Regions from separate parts of the Mus musculus genome. Here all the other regions are linked to region 1. The links are chromatin loops, found by intact Hi-C in ENCODE. Cell type or tissue: left cerebral cortex. All regions are shown on one strand. Each heading gives the region's core, and the rest is flanking DNA. Links, peaks and the distances in the headings are about the cores only. Region 1 overlaps Gm31527 (a long non-coding RNA gene). Region 2 overlaps Gm31814 (a long non-coding RNA gene). Region 3 overlaps Lpp (LIM domain containing preferred translocation partner in lipoma). Region 4 has its middle 30 kb from the start of Gm38456.

The links. Hi-C counts contacts between places; a loop is a spot of excess contacts. Peaks named below come from ENCODE experiments on the same cell type or tissue, not always from the same donor. Only the 100,000 strongest peaks of a DNase experiment are listed, where the experiment ranks them.
Region 2: it touches region 1 in a loop (2.7-fold over the local background); 3 of 42 quality-filtered maps call a loop at or near these places.
Region 3: a loop joins it to region 1, with 5 times the contacts of the local background. A loop is called at or near these places in 12 of 42 quality-filtered maps.
Region 4: it touches region 1 in a loop (3-fold over the local background); 9 of 42 quality-filtered maps call a loop at or near these places.

Annotation. Positions count from the first base shown.
Region 1 is chr16:23,988,830-23,993,490 of GRCm38, reverse strand. Gm31527 (a long non-coding RNA gene) reads right to left here. Exons shown (of 2, transcript XR_384770.3): 1 at 4,263-4,661. Bcl6 (B cell leukemia/lymphoma 6) reads left to right here and starts at 4,639. Exons shown (of 10, transcript NM_009744.4): 1 at 4,639-4,661. In left cerebral cortex, for the core only: a CTCF peak has its summit at 2,161; DNase peaks (open chromatin) are centred at 2,146 and 3,500; H3K4me3 peaks cover 2,077 bases; H3K27ac peaks cover 2,087 bases.
Region 2 is chr16:24,213,394-24,218,054 of GRCm38, reverse strand. The region is part of intron 1 of Gm31814 (a long non-coding RNA gene); the gene reads left to right. Among named protein-coding and RNA genes, the nearest start is that of Gm31814, 47 kb to the left of the region's middle. In left cerebral cortex, for the core only: a CTCF peak has its summit at 4,289; DNase peaks (open chromatin) are centred at 1,012 and 2,572.
Region 3 is chr16:24,500,729-24,505,389 of GRCm38, reverse strand. All of the region lies in intron 3 of Lpp (LIM domain containing preferred translocation partner in lipoma), which reads right to left. Among named protein-coding and RNA genes, the nearest start is that of Gm24440, 97 kb to the right of the region's middle. In left cerebral cortex, for the core only: a CTCF peak has its summit at 2,720 (motif pointing left); no DNase peak of the experiment used is centred there.
Region 4 is chr16:24,323,628-24,328,288 of GRCm38, reverse strand. No RefSeq gene overlaps it. Among named protein-coding and RNA genes, the nearest start is that of Gm38456, 30 kb to the right of the region's middle. In left cerebral cortex, for the core only: no CTCF peak of the experiment used is centred there; a DNase peak (open chromatin) is centred at 2,084.

The sequences.
Region 1 (4,661 bases), core at 375-4,374:
TACTCAAGTCCCTCCCTCCCCTCATCCCTCTCACTTTATGGTTTAGTTTCCGCTTTTCCTCCTGCTAAGGTTTCATAGGAAGTGAAAACCCTGCTATTCAAAACAGTGCTGGAACGCAAAAAGCCAAATGATTGCGTGTTCCCATCCTGACACTTCTCTATTTTAAAACCCAGATAGTCATTGCCATTTAAATTAATGAGCAGAGCATGGGCAATTGGTACTGTGGTGAAAAAAGCCTGTAAGCCAGGCTGGAAAGGTTTGCTAAAGAGGGGCAGATGATGATGGTGGTGAAGAAGAGGAAGAGGAGGAAGAGGAGGAGGAGGGAGGAAGAGAAAGGAGAAGGAGAAAGTGGAGAAGGAGGGAGGGAGGAGGAAAGGAAGGAGGGAGAAGGAGGAGGAGGAGAGAAGAAGAAGAAGAAGAAGAAGAAGAAGAAGAAGAAGAAGAAGAAGAAGAAGAAGAAGAAGAAGAAGAAGAAGAAGAAGAAGAAGAAAACGACGACGACGACAAAGAAGAGGAATGGACGAATGAGCCTGCTTTGAGCAAGAGGAGAAACTGAAATGAGATCTCCTCCTCAGGAGGTGACAGCACAGCTGCCAGTAGGCTCAGGTCTGCCCCCCTGTACCAGTGTTTCAGTATTTTTTTTCTCCGTTTCCTGCTCGTCCCTCAATCTATCAGAAAATCCACTAACCTATCCTGTGGCTGGGGATAATATACAGAGAGTTTTTATAGAATGTTGTTTCTTTGTTTTTCAAAGATGAAGTCTAATGTAGCCCAGGTGGCCTTCAAATCACCATGAAGCCAAGGAAGACCTTGGACAACCAATCCTTTTCCTCCAGCTTTCACATATATGTCTGGCTTGTGTAGAGCCCTTCCAAAGGAAGGTCTTGAAAGAGAATAAAGAGGTATGCTTTTCAATAGAACTGTCAATGTTTACAGCTCAGACCCTTCATATAGCCACACAAATTCTTCACAAATCCAAATGGCCCCAGCTCCTATAAGCATAGCCTGGAGTCAGTTCTCAGAACCAGCTACTGTTTACACAGGGCCTCATGCAGCCTTGCTGTCCTCCATTCTGCAAGCACAGGATACACACCCCTGAAGGCCAGATTGTCAGGTCAGCCCGATCTTCAGAATTGACCACGGGCATCAAATCACATGGATTCGTTTTGAGCTGTGACTCTAGGTTGGCTCACGAGGGACAGTCTAGTCTTTGCGAAGACAGAGCCTGGAGGGGTGATTATCAATCAGTAAGGCTCCTCGTTCTAGAATCTACAGTGCTGAATTGTGGGAACGGTCTTGGGTGTGAATTGTGTTCCATCCCTTCAACAATGTAATATTAGTACCGAGTTATTTTATTTTGTAATAGAGCTTATATTTACCCAGCAGCCGTGATCAAGGATCTTTCCTAAGCTCAGTCCACGGGGCAAGGAAGTTGGCCGAGTCCCCGATCCTGAGTATTAGCAACCAGGAATCATTAACTCATGGCATTAGCTGATCCACGTTTTTCTCAAGTCTGCAGAAATAATTCATAAAACCCCAGGGCATGGGATCACTCCTGTGGGCTCCTTAAGGATGATTTAAAGGACTCTGAATATATTCCGGTCATTTCTTTATCCCAATAATAATAGCACTGTAGAATTCAAGGGCCTTACATAGCTAGAAGTGATGAGGTAAGACCCATAAAGAGAGAAGAAAGGACATGCAGGAAGAGATTGCATTGGTATAAAACTCTATTAAGTCACTTTCTCTGGAACCGAAGAAACTGAAAGGTGAGCGCATAATTTTCTTCAACATCCATTCAGTTGAGAGAAAAGAGGCTCATCTAAAAGCAGGTGCCTCCTTCCGTTTTGGTTATTTTCTTCCAACATACACACTTTGACTTGGGGGGTGGGGTGGGAAGAGAGAGAGAGAAGGGGGAAAAAATCAAAACACAACAACAAAAATCCCACCACAGTAACACAAACTCTGGCACATGGTCCCAGGAAGGATAAGAGGTCCTAGTGCTGGGTTAATAAAGCAGGGCTGGTGAGCTGTTGCTCTGAGAAACTTTTCAGAGAATCAAAGGGTTTGAGGTATGAGAAGGGTAAATTCCTTCCCAGCCCCCACTCTGGCTGGCTCTACCGCCCGAGGGAGCACATTTCCCTTTGCTCTGCAGCGCCCCCATGGGGATAAAAGTGGAATAGCAAAGGGAACACAAGACCGACAGTCTCTCTCTGTCTCTCTCTCCCTCTCTCTCTAACTCTGTGTGTGTTTGTGTGTGTGTGTGTTTTGAAGACTTGGTGGTGGGAGTCAAGGGATAAGACACAAGGTCACTCTGAGAAGAAAAATAACCAAAATCACCATAAAAGTAATTCTATTTATGAAGACAACAATACAACAAAACCATACACCTGCGTTCCAAAGCTAAATTGCATCTAAGAAATTTGAAGTACTTAATGCTCAGAAAAGGTAGTAATCAGACAGCTAGCTACACAAAGAAATTCACTTCAGCAAAATTAGGGTGTCATTTTGGTCCAGTGGGATTAACTTAATACTCTAAAATGAGAGGGAAGGGGACTCTAAGACACAAAAACCCAAAGCAGCCACCCTGCTTCCGGGCAGTGTGGATCAATTTGACAAAGTCACCGTGTCTTTGGAAGTAAAATGTTCATTTTCCCAACAGTGATAGGATTAGGCCTATGTGTATTCCTCAAAAATCCTTCACAAGACAGGCTTTTCCACCGAGACTGCAGTAATCCATCTGCCAATACGTATTAAAGCATTCAGATTTCTCAGGGACAGACAACGGATTTTCTAAGTTCCAACCCTCACAGAAAACAACCAGCTCCTTCCTCGACTCCCCCAGTTCTAAAACCTGTGACATCATCTTTTGAAGTGGTGGTACTCCAACAACAGCACAGCAAAAACTTCTCATAGGACCAGTCCTCTGTACCCCACAAGCCAGCAGTCTTCCAGAACTCTGCTTGCATCTCTATTTTTAAGCCCACGTTTAGGGTTGTGGTCCACAAGTATTCATTAGAAATTAATATGTGGAGATATTTTGCGAATGCTTGAAAACCCCTCTGTGATTTAACGAGCCACTTGAAGGACTTTCACAGCTAAAGCCCAGAACAGCCTGACCTTTGAAAGAGTCTTTTGCTCCAAACACTTTGAGTTCATTCTAGTTCTTAAGGAATCTGAATATTATTTAGCTCACACCCTTCTTGCAAGAGACAGACATAAAAGAAACAAGAGTCTCACTCATCCAGGGATGAGTAGGAGGGCAAAAACCCCGACCAACATTTAAATAAGGAAACTGCAGCTATGAACACATAACCCAGGGCCCACCGTGAAAGGAGTCTGCCCTGTATTCACCTTTTAAAATAAAGGAAGAAAGAAGGGAAAGAAAGATTCCGCTCCTCTCCTCCCCTCAGCTCTGCTCCAAAGCCTAGAGGACCCGGCTGCGAGCAGTGCGCCTAGTGTAGCACAGCCTGTACTCAATACGCGCAGTATCTGTGATCCTGGCAGCCAGGCCTTTAGAATTCCCTCAGGCTGATCCCTTCAACACATACTGAAGAGATTTTTTTTCCTTTCTCCCGACGACCTTGAAACGAACCCAGTGGGGGTTTAAAAAAAAGGGTGGGGGGAATGTTCAAGACCTTAAGAAAATAGCAAAATACAAACATGTATTTGGCTTCACAGAATGTTGTAACAGGCAAACATTACACGTACCCACACACACATTTCTAGCATCAAGAAATTTCCTGAGAGTCAACAGTAACAGAGTAAACCCACCACTCGCTGTCCTGGAAAGAAACAAACCAAACCAATCCAAATCCTTTTACATCTCTTTCAAGTGCAGGAAAGCTTCAGCAAAAGTCCAAGAGGAAAAGGAAATTGTACCAAGGGCGGCTGGGGGGCGGGCGGGGGGGGCGGGCGGGGAGCGGTGGTGGTGTTGGAGGTTGGGGCTGTCATATGTGGCCAAAAATGTAAGCTTCTGTCAATGGTATTAGGTTGAAATATTGCACCTTTAGAGAGAGAGAGAGATAGAGAGAGAGAGAGAGAGAAAGCGAGAACGCAGGGAGACAATAAAACCAACGAATGACAGTCCCGACGATTTACATAACACCACAAACTTGCAAAAGGCAAAAATCAGAAGCGGAAAAAAAACCCCACCTAAATCATTAAAATACAACAGGAGCATCCCAAGCCACCATCCCCAAAGGACCCCCCCCCCGCCCCAACATAATTGTCCCAAATAAAAAGAAAACAAATGAACCCACCGAAAACTGCTTGGCAAATATTTTTCTCGTGGTGCCTAATACTCTAGCTGGAAGGAGCTGTGGTATTTATTGTTTTCTCCCTCCCTCGTCTCTCTAAACCTGCCTCTAACACACTTGTTCTAACGGCTCAACTCTCTCGCTCCCTTTTGTGTATTTAGCTCGAGGAGCCGAGTTTATGGGTAGGAGAGGAAGAATTAGCCCCAGACCCCGGGAAAGCAAAGCGCACTCTCCCTCTTATGTCACCGAATAGCAAATTAGTTCTCAGAATTCCAGAGGCCGAGCTTTGCTACAGCGAAGACGCCGACGTCACGGAGCCCACGTGACGGCGGCGGAGCGGGCGGTTCCATCGGTGGCCCGGGGCAGGGAGGGTCGCCTTGTAGCCGCGCGCGCCCGCCTCGG
Region 2 (4,661 bases), core at 291-4,290, 220 kb before region 1:
CATAATTTCTTTCTTTTTAATATGGGGAAATTGAGACTAGTTAACTTATAAATTATCCCCAATCGAAAAGTGAATGAGTAAGTCAGGATTTGAATCCATCTATATATTTGTATGTATGTATTATTTTCCTCCAAAGCCATCTCTTTTGTTATGCTTTATTCCTGACTCCTAGGCAAGTGTTGTTTTCTCTCAAAATGATACACATCTGTACACAGGCAAATAGTGTTTCTTTTCTTATATGTGAGAAATGTGCTCACCTACATTTAATGCTGAAATGTGGAACATTTGTCTTTAAATATATAAAGTATTCACATACAGCTTAAAGCTGTGGTGATCTCTTTCACATAATATGCATCTACTAACTGTTGGATTTTAGTTGTTCTTTTTTATTTGAAAGGCTACTGTTTCTTAGAGATAGAAACAGTATAGGCTATAATTGTGGTGTCCACTAGCCTTTAATTCCTATGAATCTTATATGTTTACATTGTACCTGCACTCTTGAGGCACATTTGCAAGCCCTGTCTTAATGCATCTTGTTAGAACTAGAAAGGATGTTGTAGGCAAAGTCCTCAGTGCAATCCTATAAATAAGAAAAGCGAGGGCCAGAGAAGATCATAGTGAAGAACTAAGCTCAGGTCTTCCTACTGCAGAAGCCGTTCAGTGAGGGGCAGGCTGATGCTAGCACATGAGAGACTAGAGCCATTAACGCTGCTAACACACGCTTCTCTTTGAAAGCTGTTGTGTGATGTGTAGAACTATGTATAGGTCTGCAGACAGACAGGCTGAGGCGTGCACGTGTGTGTATGTGGGGGGGGGGATTCTAGTAGAGGGAGGGGACAGGAGAGAGAGACAGGGAGACAGGGAGAGACAGAGACAGAGAGGGAGTGAGAGAGACAGAAAAAGACACACACACACACACACAGAGCAAGAGAGCGAAAGAGCGCTTGTGGGTGGCACCTCAAGGTGTGGGTGGTACTGGAAGGGAAGGGATGGTTGTGGAACGGTGACCTAGAAGAGGTGAGACTCTGTGGGTGGCTTTCTTTGCGCAGATGTATCACCCTCTGCCTGTCTGAAGGCTGTGGCAATCCTTGGGTGAGTGCCTTCAAAAGAGCACCCAGTGGGTAGAGGACAGCCATGACTATGCCGATAGCAGGGCTAGGGTCCTGTTCTAAGGTGGCCTGCCTGACTCTGGACACTGATTTTTGAGCAGTTTGGTGACTTCAACCAGAGTTTCTGAGAGCAGCTATTTTGCTGTGGAGGTGGACCCACAACCCTTCCTTGGGAATATCAACCCAGCAGTATCCCCTGCTGAGTAATGAGGCAGGAGTGTGACCTGTCTGTTTGAAGAACAATACAGCAGGAGATCTGAGACTGCGATGCTTGTGTGCTGTTTAGATCACACATCTGTGCTATGGACAGAACACTGGGGAACATAGAACATCAGGACCATAGGGGAAAACAGGCCCTATGACTTCACAATGGCCTTTGATAGTTCACATTTTCAGCAAGTATTTGTTGAGTGGGTTTTCAAGGACCTCTCGGTCCATGGGAAAGAAAGGCATAATCGAGCCAGCACAACAGGGTGCCCATGGGAGAGACAATTTGGGTGAAATGTAGAAGATGGGGAATTTTGGCTGAGAAGCACACACCTGAGAGGAGTGGTGTCTTGGAAGATTCAGAAGTGGGAAGGGTGTAGTGTGGTATGGGACTCGGAGGGCTGGCTGGACTCTAGGGTGTGTCACTGTATGTATGAGTTTGTGGGGTGGGGTCAGCAGGCCAAACCAGCAGGCAGGGAGGTGCTGGATTATGTAAAGCCTGAATCTGGACCATCCTGTGAGAACTGGAGGAGGCCAACTGAAGCATGGCAAGATTATAAATGAAATTTGAATGTATTGTTTCATGTGTGATCTGAAAAACAGTCAGAGGGGAGACCAGGAGGCAGGGAGATAAGTGAGAAGAGGGGAGAAACAGCCATAAGGGACGATGATGGCAACGTGTCTATATTAGCTGCAGAGGGGGAGGACAAGAGAAAAGATATGAGAAATCCTGGCACTAGTGTTCGTCTGGACATCAGAGTGACCTAGAACACAGGAAGATGATGGCTTCATCACATGGTTTCTAGCTTGGGTGACTAGTTAGGTGACTAGGTGGCACAGTTAACCAGCAGAGGAGCTGAATGTGGATAGTTGACCAGGTACCTTGTGCTCATGTGCTGCTTGCACAATGCTCAGGGATGTCAAAGTGTAGCCATGGGGGAAAGAGACAGCCTGGAGCCTAGCAGATACACACTGCTTGGGGGTACAGGATGTACTTAAAAATCCAGTCCATCCGCAGTGTCCAATACCTATCTAACTGACCCCAGAGAACAGAGGATGCTTAGCATTGGTACAGAGAGGCATATAGGAAGTACACTATGAAGTGAGGCAGACCACACAAGGAAACACCCAGGCCCCTGTCTGTCTGTGTGGTATCAGAGCCACAATAGGTACCAGATCAGATCTCTTTGTGTTGGAGCTTGTTGCGAGATACAGTGTGCACTCATTTCCTCTTCGCCCCCACCTGCTTCCCACTATCGGTACCTCCTCGCCTTAGTCACCGAACTGAGTCATCTTAGAGGCGATTCTGGCCACCTTTCCATCCATCAGGGTGCACGGTTTGAGAAGGAGTGGCAGGGCATAGGTTTTATCATATGATGGCTGACTGGGAGCATGAAAAAACGGTCTCTACTCTGGGTTCTAATCCACATATTGCCTTTGGATTCTCAGAAGTTGGTGTCCATGATTCTTGGACAATAAGAGAGGAAAAATGTGATGGAGATCGAATCTGTTTTGTGGGCTCAGCAAATGCAGAACTTGTCGACATCGGCTCCCATTCATACTGGCCATATAGGCAGTGGTATTATCCTCAGTGGGGTTAATTAAGCCTTTCCTCAAGACTACACGTATGTATAGCTGTTATCGTTCAAAGACCAAAGTGGTGTATAATATTTCTTTGCCTCCTTATATCCCAACCAGGGGAGAATGGTTTTCAAGCTAAATCATGATGAGTACCTACTAAGTGCAGCACCAACTACTGGGTTAGAGGGGTTTCTGTAGGACTTGAATTCTTAAAAAGCTCAAGCATCCCTTAAGGGATCCCCCTTTCCTTCAATACTGTCTGAGCCTCATCTTTAAGGGGAGTCTCCATGGAAGGTGTTTAGGTAGGTGGCCAGAGAAGAAGCTAATACTGGCTATAGGATGCTACTGAAAGACAGAATGGGTACTGAATGCTCAGTGAAAAGTTCAAGGGAGATATCTCAGTTTTTTTAGATACATCTTGCAGTGTGAAGCTTTTGTAAACAATGGAATCTGGGGCAGGAAACTACGGTCATAAAAACTAAATGCATTGAAATGGAGGACTGTGGGACATGTCAACTGCCAGGTTAGACATGAAGGGCAGCAGGACAGTTGATAAGTGATTGAAAGAGGCTTTTAAGGCACTGCTAACAAGAGATGAATTGCTACAGTTTTGAATACTTGTTCTTCAGACACGTAGTCAGTTATCGGTTGTATGTATTCTTGGTTCCAGATGTTAGCTAGGCTTTGTTGAGGGGGTGGCTAAACAGCGAGAAGGGGTCTTGAAATGGTTTTGAAAATGTGAATACCATGAAAAGTGGTGGGTAAGTCCATGGAATAGGTGGCTGGTATTTTTAAGAAAGGGAGGTGGTGGAAAAGACCCTTTGAAGGATTAGTGTTAAGGCTGAATCTGAAATGTAACTAGGTGTGTGTGTGTGTGTGTGTGTGTGTGTGTGTTGAGAGAGTAGTGGACACAGGGAAGAGCAGCACAGAATAATGTTTCAGAATGATGACCTTAACAAAAGGAGTCAGATGATAAGTAAGCCAGAGAACTAACAGGACAGAATGGTCTGGAAGCCAGCCACACTTTCCCCACTCCCTTGGACTCAGTTGTTGGGTCATGCCCTTGAGTTCATCCTAAGAAGCAACTGCTGAAGCCCTGGTCTTTGGTTTTACATCGTTTTTCATTCTTGGGTTTTGTTTTTGTTTTTTGTTTTTTGTTTTTTGTTTTTTGTTTTTTGTTTGGACCTTCATGCATCAGCGTCTTCTCCTGGAGTAAAATAGAACACATGCCCCGGTAACGAGCCTGGCACAAATAAAAAATGACTACATACAAATTGCACATAGACACAAGACACCAAGCACTGGAGTGTTGATGTTGAAAGGGGTGTTGTAGCTTTAACTGACCATGTCTATGCACACACAGAACCCAGGAGTTGAAACTGTCTCTAGTGGACATGTGTGGCATTTCATTTCCATGCCTACATATATCTAAAAGAAAAACAGGCTTTGGATAGAAGAGAAAATTACCTCCATTTATCTTCATTTCTAGGCACTGCCTTCCAAGGGGTTCAAACAGTCTTCAGCATGGAGCCAAAGTACATCATATACAAGGATCAGTGTTCAAGATGGGATGTAAGTCTAGAATTCTGCACTCTTAAGTGACACTTTTGAAGAGAGCTAACCCAAGCCAGGGCTTTCCCCTTTGTTATGCAGGAACCGAAGAACACGTTAGGTTCTTCAGCTTTCATAGACAAATGTAGAAATATCCCCATGGTACTCAGGAGGTCCACATTCTAGGAACTTTATGTACTCTGACACTTCTCA
Region 3 (4,661 bases), core at 374-4,373, 510 kb before region 1:
AAGATCCTAACAGTGCTAGTGGAAAGTGGATTTATCGAGGACATCAAGGGAGGAGTCTGACCCTGGACTCTCCCCAAAGGCCAGAGTCATAAAACAAAGCTGTAATTTCCCCAATTTCACAAACACAGCACCTTAACTCTGTCTGCTTTCCCGGTAATAGGGTGAATGACTGCACAGTCTTCTTAAAGGAGATAAACGAGCAGAGGCTGGGATGCACCTCTGTAGCAGAGTTAGGCTCTGAGTTCAATCCATGGTGATAAATGATCAAAGCAGGAGGGGTAAAAAAAAAAAAAAATCAAAGTGAGAAATTTGGAGGTCACTGTGAAAACCACTTCCTCGTTGTAAGAGGCAAATGTTTCTGAGAGAAGGTGACACCCTTAGGAACCTCAGTGCTGGAAGACAGACAATATCCCAACCTAACTGCAGTGGCCCAGCATCTACAGCAGGCATGCCCCTCCCACTGCGCTAGAGAAGAGGGGCTAAATAGAACTGAGCAGAGGCTGGCAGCTGCTCTTTAGAGCTCTGCTCCTAAAACAGGCTTCCTCTTGAATCAGTATAAGGCAGGGTACCTTCAAGGCCAGCCCCTGAACCATGATCCAAAAGGGAGAGATGCCACCAGAACAGGAGGCTGTGTAGAATGGGATCCTGAAAGCTCAAACATATAGGATGGGGGCAGATGGAAGTATCCTTCCACATGGAAAGCTCCTGCTTAGGAGAAGGAGAAACTGAGGCGAGCATGAAGCAGTTCTTGGCAGAGAGAGCCATCTCCTGAGATAACACATGTGAAGATGTAGTGTGTAAAGAGAAGTCCAGAGGAAAGCAAGAGGAGGCAAGGATATACCACACATAAGATACCTGAGGCTGCCTTGGAAATACAGCCCAGGGCTCATGGCTGAGGTTCTGAGCTCTCTGTTCTTGGGATCGGTGGATCTCTGCCAGGAGCCAGAGGAGAGAAGTGTACACAGACCACCCTCCTATCAGCTGTATACAGAACAAGAAATTATACAACTCATGAATGCATCACACCCCACCATGGCTTCCTAAGACTGCCGAGTGCTAACTCACATGGCTACAAAACAGGCTTGTGGTTTCAACATAGACAATCCAGTCCCACAGAGTTACAGACAAGGAAAGCCAGGAAGTCATATCAGGGAGGAACCTGGTAACTCAAAGAGGGGACAAGATGGCCACAGCCCGCTTCTCCATGAATTCATCACATCATATGAATACCTTGTCATTGAGCTTCATGTTAAGCCACCAAGAGCTTTAACTTTATAAGAAGGCCAGGAAGAAAGGTAGGTAACAAAGGAGGGATAGAAGAGAACAGAGAAAATGGGGAGGTAGGGAAGAGGCAACCTGGGTTGGGAACAGACAATGTGAAAGGCCACATCTCCCAAGGCCCTGCTGGCAGAGGTTTAAACAGGTTCACTGTGCTTGTGGACCCAGAAAGACTATGTACAGGTCAAGCAGAGTGCTGGAAGAAAGACAAAATCCCAACCTAACTGACAGTTAGTTGACTGTTCAAGGTGTAGTCAGGAGAGGGTATTCAAGAACAACGGATAAAACTTTATATAATTGATTTCGGAAGGTCCTCAACCAAAGTATATCAGCTATATAAAGGTTCAGGGGAAGTAGACACATACCAATCACTCAAGATGGTTATTCTCAGGAGAGAAAAACAGAGGGGGAGATTATGGGGTTAGCAATTCACAAAAATGATCCACCCCTTCATCCTCCCTGCATATTCCTGCAATCTGATTTTGGAACATTCCTCATCAAGACACACAATCTTTCTCTACCATATTACTACTGGCAAGTATACATGGCCCTACAAACGCAGCCACTGCCTATTTGACAACCAAGCTGGCATTTCCCTACCTTATCCATAACTAGGTAAAAGAGTGGTAAGTGTTTTCACCTTCTCAAATATCTTCTGAACAATAACAACCTTAGCAATGTCGATTAAATGCTTCATGTATGTACGCTATTAAGCGTTTCCCGTGCATCATGTCACATAAGCTTTGTCAGTCCCGGTAGCCCTTTGACAGAGGAGAATGTCAATTCACAGAAACTAAACAACTTGGCCAAGGTCATGGGGTGACAAAGCAGAGACTCCTGGACTTAAACCCCAACAATCCATCTCCACAGCCTACACTCCATCCACTGTGTCAGGATGTTCCAACATTGAAGCTAGAAAAAGGTTAAGTGACCCTGTTATGACTCCTGGTAAAAATGGCTTCTCTTCAAAGACTCCTAAACCATCTAGGAAATAGTGGTTCTAGAACTGTCCCAGGAATCACAATGAAGTGGGCAGACTGTACACTCCGGACACCTGGTTCTGTGATGGCTGCTGTCCATCTCCTCTTCTCCTCACTTCTGGATCTCTGCTGATTTCCAGGTTTCATCAAAATGACTGGCAGCAGATCCTTGCCAGAAGGTCTCTTTCCTCTCTATCCTGAGATGTGGGAGTTGTAGCCCACAAGGTCTGCGATCATCTAACAAAGAGACAGGTTCTTTTCCCTCTTCCTCGTCTGCTGTGGGTATCTATTTCTGATTAACTGTTAATTCTGTATTTTGTAGACCACCTCCCTATCTTTGACAGAGAGAATAGATAGGGGCAACCTCCCCTTTCTCTCTGTGTTCTGAGCCATAACATGGCCATCCCTAAGTTACAAAACTGCTAGGCATCCCCCCAAAATAACTCCCCCTCCTGGAGCTCACTGGAATCCCACCCAGGCCCGAAGTAACTGAAAATGAAGGGATATGATTGGCTGCCAATTACATCACTGTTCCACGGGCCTGATTAAAGTCTTAATTATTTGAATGCCACGTTCTTTCTACATCTAACTCCACAGACAAATAACCACAAAGGGGACAGCACAGGGTGACAGTGGTAATAAACCACAGTTCCTGGCTCAGGTAGGACAGAGGAACCATTTGCTGGAGACATCTATCATTAAGAACAATCCAGTTACCAGGTGGGGACATACAGCTCTCTATATTAAATTAGAGGAATGATTCAAAGGGGACCAGTTTCAGCTGACAAGAGCAAAAAGAAAATCAATTTCAGGTTGCCAGGACAACTAGACTTTTCCTGCAAGAATAAATCTGATCCAGCCCTAAAATCTGACAACTAAATGTTCCCTCGCATTACATCACATCCCTAAAACGTATGTCGAACCAGTGAGATAATCAAGACTGCTAATGACTTTCTACAACAGTCATAAGATACAGAATTGCTAGCTCTGGGCTGCCTGGCTCCTCTCTCGGGTTTAACCATGACCAGGGCAGTGTGCTTCTTAAAACAAAGCTAAGGTTCCTCACTGTCAGACCATGGATGTGGAAAAAGCAAGGCCGGCATTTCTGTAACACGAGGAAGGAGTCTGGTGGCCTAGACCTATACCCACCTCCTCCCTCTATCACCTATGGACCGACTACACAAGAGCCACAGAGGAAGAATTCAAAGTCGCTCAATCGCACCTAACACAGTCCTAGCCCTGAAGTGACTGTGGAGGAAGCCGTTGTTTTAGCAGTGAGTGTGAGACATAGGTCAGCAAAGCGATGTTCACACTCAATGAGCCAGTCACCAGTAGAGGCAGGCTTGTTATCTGGCTCCTGCTGACAGCTCCCATACCAGTTCCTCAAATAGCTCTCAAGTCATTCCATCTCTGCCTCAGAGACTCTGGGAGCCAAAGTTAAGTCCATTTGATCTCCTACTAATCCACAGAAGACAGTGACCCCAAATGGCCTTATCCCAGGAGGTCAGAGTCCTGGACCCAGATCCAATAATATCTGATGAGATACGCCTCCTCTACGCATTTACATTCTCGGAAGGCTGAATATCAACTTATCTCTGGGGGCTATTAAAAACAAGAGCGGCTAATAAATCACTGGAAAGCACTTTGCAAATATAAAGTAATACAAAAATGCTAAGCACCAATACCATAAGTGCCTGAGACTGAGGCTGTTCCCTAGAGAGTGGGATTTCACAGGGGCCAGGCAGGCTGTACTACACAGCCACCATCAGCAGACACCAGCAGAAGCGCCTATTCTCAGGCTGCTCCCAAATGCTCAAAAGCATCTCTAAACTCTACTGTAACATAATGTATTATAAAGAACATATAAAAAGAAAACACCAAGGGGAGATCGTACATTGTACCTGATCCTAGACAGGAAAGCAAATATCAGGCTGTCCCCGGCCTGTGATAAACCAAGTAGACCATGAAAAATAATGAACTCATTAGAAGGTGTTTTGCAGCAAATTTACCCTTGACAGCCAATCCAGGATCTAAAGAGGCAGAGTCTGAATACTGCACACATGGGAGGTCTCCAGCTCCAGGAGCCATGGGAGGAAGATGTAAAAACAGAGTACTCCTTCCAGACAGTCACAGAGGTCTCAGTGACAACTTTCTCCAGGTGGAAAGAGAGTAAGAAGAAAGCAAGGGGAACGGAGTGTAATGAAAAGCTGCCAGGGAGAGTTCATTCTATATCTGACCCTATCATGACAACCGCCAGAACCTTGTTTATCTGTCCATAACTTACCACTCGATACAAATAGCATACCTACTGCCCACACTGGTTTTCACCATCGTAAGAAGTTGAGCTGTAAGAAGCAACCTCACTGCCTGGTACACACTGTGTATGTGCAATCAGTGAGAGGA
Region 4 (4,661 bases), core at 165-4,164, 340 kb before region 1:
GAATGTTTGGCTAGATATCCTATAGATTCATCACCTATAGATCTTGTTTCAGAGCAAGGAGTTTATCGATCATTTTGGTATCCTAAAGACTCTTCGAGTTGTAAGTTAGGCCCCTATTCTGAACATCTGAAACATGAAGACTCCAGAGTGCAACACTTTTGAGTGTAAGTAAAATGTCACAAGTAGAAAATCTCATATTCTACTTCATATATAGAGTCACAATCAAAACACAAGTTCAGTAGAGATATTTTATAAAATTACCTTCTAGACGTATATAAAGGAAAAGTAAAAAATATAAAATGTGTGTTTAGTTTTGGGTTGTAGCTCCAGGACATCTCATTATGTACATTCAAATATACCAAAATCTAAAAGGAAGTCAACATGTATTTTGGATAAAGGATATTGAACCCATATAATGGTACAGATAGTCAAGATAGGTTGACTTTCATCCAGATGATATAATCAATACTCAGCTTGCTGGAATAGTGGAACCTGAGTTCTAGCTTCCTTTCCAGCAACATATCTCAACCTATGGGTTGTGACCCCTTTGGGGTTTGAATGACTGAATATAGTGATCACAATATCAGATTCCTGCATACACGATTTTACATTATGATTCATAACAGTAGAAATAGAATAGTTTTATGGCTGGGGTTACTACGGTATGAAGAGCTGCATTGAAGTGTTGAGAAGGGTGAGACTTGTTGCTTTATGGGAGCTTATAGCATTTTTTAAAAAAAGCACTAACTTAATTATAAAAGCTTATTTATGCCTATAATCTTAGCATTTAGACTAAAGGCAGAAGTATTGCCATGAGTTTTGGACTAGCATGGACTACTAGGGTACAGTAACACCTTTTAGCTTAACTCTTACCTAAAATGCTCTGTCCTTCCATGGCAGAGAGCTTGCTTATGTGTTAATGGCTTGGTTCTGATCACCTACACTATAACAACAACAACAACGACGAAACTCAACAAACACTGTACCCAAACAACAGATAATGATAATTAAAAAGATGGAGGCCCTTAGTCATGGACTTCACTGGAAGACTAGCGTGACAGCATGGGAAAGAACAGGATCAGATCCATACACAGTGCAACACTCAGGAGTAGAACCTCACTGGGGAGTGTGACTTTGTCTGAGGGCCAAATTCATCCAACCCAGCGCCTGTTTTTGTACCTTTTATGTGATGACTCTTCAGTCATTAGGGGACTTTTTGACATGAGTGGCTCAGGCAGATCCTGTACATTCTGTTCCCTGTTTCCTGCCACTCCCTACCATCTCATGCCTGGTTAGGAATTTCCCCTGACTGTCCTTTAGATGAATCCCTTGTCCAACCCTTGGTTGGGTCCAGTCCTACATTGGATCAGAGAGAGGAACTGTTTTCCACATTACTGCTTTGTGCAAATTTCAGTGAGATACACCATTAGACTTTGAATCATACAGGGATCTAACATCCAAGAACGCACAGTCCACTCAGGAGGGTGACATGCACGTAAAATGGCCAGAATATTCTGTGCCTGGGTGATTACCAAACAGCTGTACAGAGGGACTGGCGTACAAGCTTCTGACCCCTGTGTCTGTGGCTCCTGCCCCTGGAACACTGTAGGAATGAGAGAAGATGAGGCAAACTGGAATGCCGGAGGTGCAGCTCATTAACTTGTCCTCATGGGGGATATTAACAGTGACACTGTTGCTGAGTGACACTCAGCAAGTTGTTACAATGTTTCCTCTTGGAATCTCTGTTTCTGCCACACTAAACTGGGAGTAATATTAGGTGGTAACTGGGTTATTGCAATGTTTAAAAAAGTACATATGAGAAAAAAAATTCATGTCTCTTCATTTAGAAGAGACATACAACTCATGTTAACTCAAATCTTGCTTTGCAGAAGCAACAATAGAATCCTTTGCATCATGTGTTGGCCTACCTCTCTTAGAAAACTCAACGTAGGGTCAGGGTCAGTCCTGGTCCCTGTCCAGCCATCAGTTAGTTGCTCAGAACATTTTGTGCCGGCTGCAGGCCTGGCCATGTGACCTCTTGTCTTTCTTGGCCGTTCTCCTTGGCAAGACCTGAATAGCTAGAGGCACCCTCTACAATACTGAGGCCTTTTCCCAGAGAGCCCAATGGGGAGAATGTTCCATGTTTCAGAACTGGACCCTCTTCTGGAGCCAGCTCTACTGAAGATACAGAGGACGGAATTGTTTTGTGTTCTTCAGGTCTCCTCCCACTGCGCTGGTGGCCACTGAAGCCATGCTTTTCCATAATAAGTGAACTGCTTGCAAGTGTCATACTTGACAACATAAGTGGACACAGGAGCACAGTTTTGAAAGTTAGGAAGAAGGCGTCTCGTGCATCATTTGTCTCATTCCAGTGTGAGGAGCGGGTGTGGCGGCAGTCCCAAAGGCGCCAGGGACTGCAGCTAAGTCGTATGATTTGCACCTGACTTCCTCATATAAGCCACAAACATCTTGAGAGCTGCGCAGGTGTACCAGGATACCGGTGAATCCATTTTGATGGAGATATGCCCCTGCTGCCCTGATTAGCTGAAGCTGTATGCCTGGTGAGGTGGCGTGGCCTGCTATGCGTGGATGGGAACTGAGAGTATAAAAGAGTGAGAGGCCCAGGGTTCGGGGGAGATATAAACAAGGGAGATATAAACAAGGAGAAACAGGACTGAATAAACGTGTGCAGAAGGATCCTGTTGCAGCGTCGTTCTTCCTGGCCAGTTGGGTGCGCGCAAGATTCCAGTGCCTTACAGTGACCGAAACGAAGTCTCAAAGGGACAAACTGCCTTCCAGGCCTGGCTTCTGCTCCGATCCCATGCTGCCTTTTTGTGTAAGCGGAGAAACATTAAGCATGTTTGTGTGCAGAGACTCCCTATTGCATCACTACAGATGCCACTCAAGAAATGTGTGGAAATTTCAGGAGATGGGATCTGCACCTGTGCGATGAGAAGCCCAGACACCTGGAGTTGGGGGAGGCGGGATGGGTACAGTCTTTTCTGGGACTTGCTTTCTCAGTTACTCTTCCTTTATATTGACTCAATTCTAAAACCCTCTCCTCCCAGGACTTTAGAAGATTTTTAGAGCAAAGGCCCTTCAGTAGGAAAGCAGAAAAGTTCTCACTAAAAACTGAAGAAATCACGCTGATTGGGCTTCTTGTGTCATGTGCCCTCCTGTGAGCCAATCACAGAGTTGGACACTATGCCAAGCTAATTATGTAAACCTAGGCTACTTACTCCATGTGAGGGAAAGGGGAGGAGCCCATCCAGACCATGTGGGCCATGTGTGGAATGTAATTAGGAAAAGACTGTATGGCTTTGTGGTCAAAAACTAAACTTATTCTTTGGTATTTATAGTATTTGGGTCTATCAAATCTTCCGTGCCGCCAATTTCAGATTTTCTTTGCTTTCTAACATTGTAAATGTGACAACAGAAATATACTGAGAAGAGCCCTCTCATGGTTGAAGTAAGATGCCTGGGATAATGGGATGGATCTCTGGATATGGCAGTCTCTAGATGGTCCATCCTTTTGTCTCAGCTCCAAACTTTGTCTCTGTAATTCCTTCCATGGGTGATTGTTTCCAATTCTAAGAAGGGGCAAAGTGTCCACACTTTGGTCTTCGTTCTTCTTCAGTTTCATGCGTTTTGCAAATTGTATCTTATATCTTGGGTATACTAAGTTTCTGAGCTAATATGCACTTATCAGTGAGTACATATCATTTGAGTTCTTTTGTGATTGTGTTACCTCACTCAGGATGATGCCCTCCAGGTCCATCCATTTGCCTAGGAATTTCATAAATTCATTCTTTTTAATAGCTGAGTAGTATTCCATTGTGTAAATGTACCACATTTTTTGTATCCATTCCTCTGTTGAGGGGCATCTGGGTTCTTTCCAGCTTCTGGCTATTATAAATAAGGCTGCTATGAACGATGACACCATTGCATACACTAGCAAGATTTTTCTGAAAGGACCCTGATATAGCTGTCTCTTGTGAGACTAGGCCGGGGCCTAGCAAACACAGAAGTAGATACTCACAGTCAGCTATTGGATGGAGCACAGGGCCCCCAATGGAAGAGCTAGAGAAAGTATCCAAGGAGCTAAAGAGATCTGCAACCCTGTAGGTGCAACAACATTATGAACTAACCAGTACCCCGGAGCTCTTGACTCTAGCTGCATATGTATCAAAAGATGGCCTAGTAGGCCATCACTGGAAAGAGAGGCCCATTGGACATGCAAATTTTATATGCCCCAGTACAGGGGAATGCCAGGGCCAAAAAATGGGAATGGGTGGGTAGGGAAGTGGGGGGGGGGGCATGGGGGACTTTTGGGATAGCATTCTAAATGTAATTGAGGAAAATACGTAATAATAAAAAATATTTAAAAAAAAATGCCTGGGATAAGATAACATATCCCACTGCTATTGACTGCCATACACAATTGTTGAACTACGTTTTAGAAAGCTGTACATGATGGTATATATCTATAATCTGAACTCTCACAAGAATGAAGCAGGAGGATTACTGCAAGTTCAAGGCTAGCCTAAGATGAATAGTATTGGGCTAGATATAGCTACATAGCAAGACTGACTAAAAAAAAAAGTATATATATGGTTAGACACATGTATATATCATGTATACATATATACATACATATATAC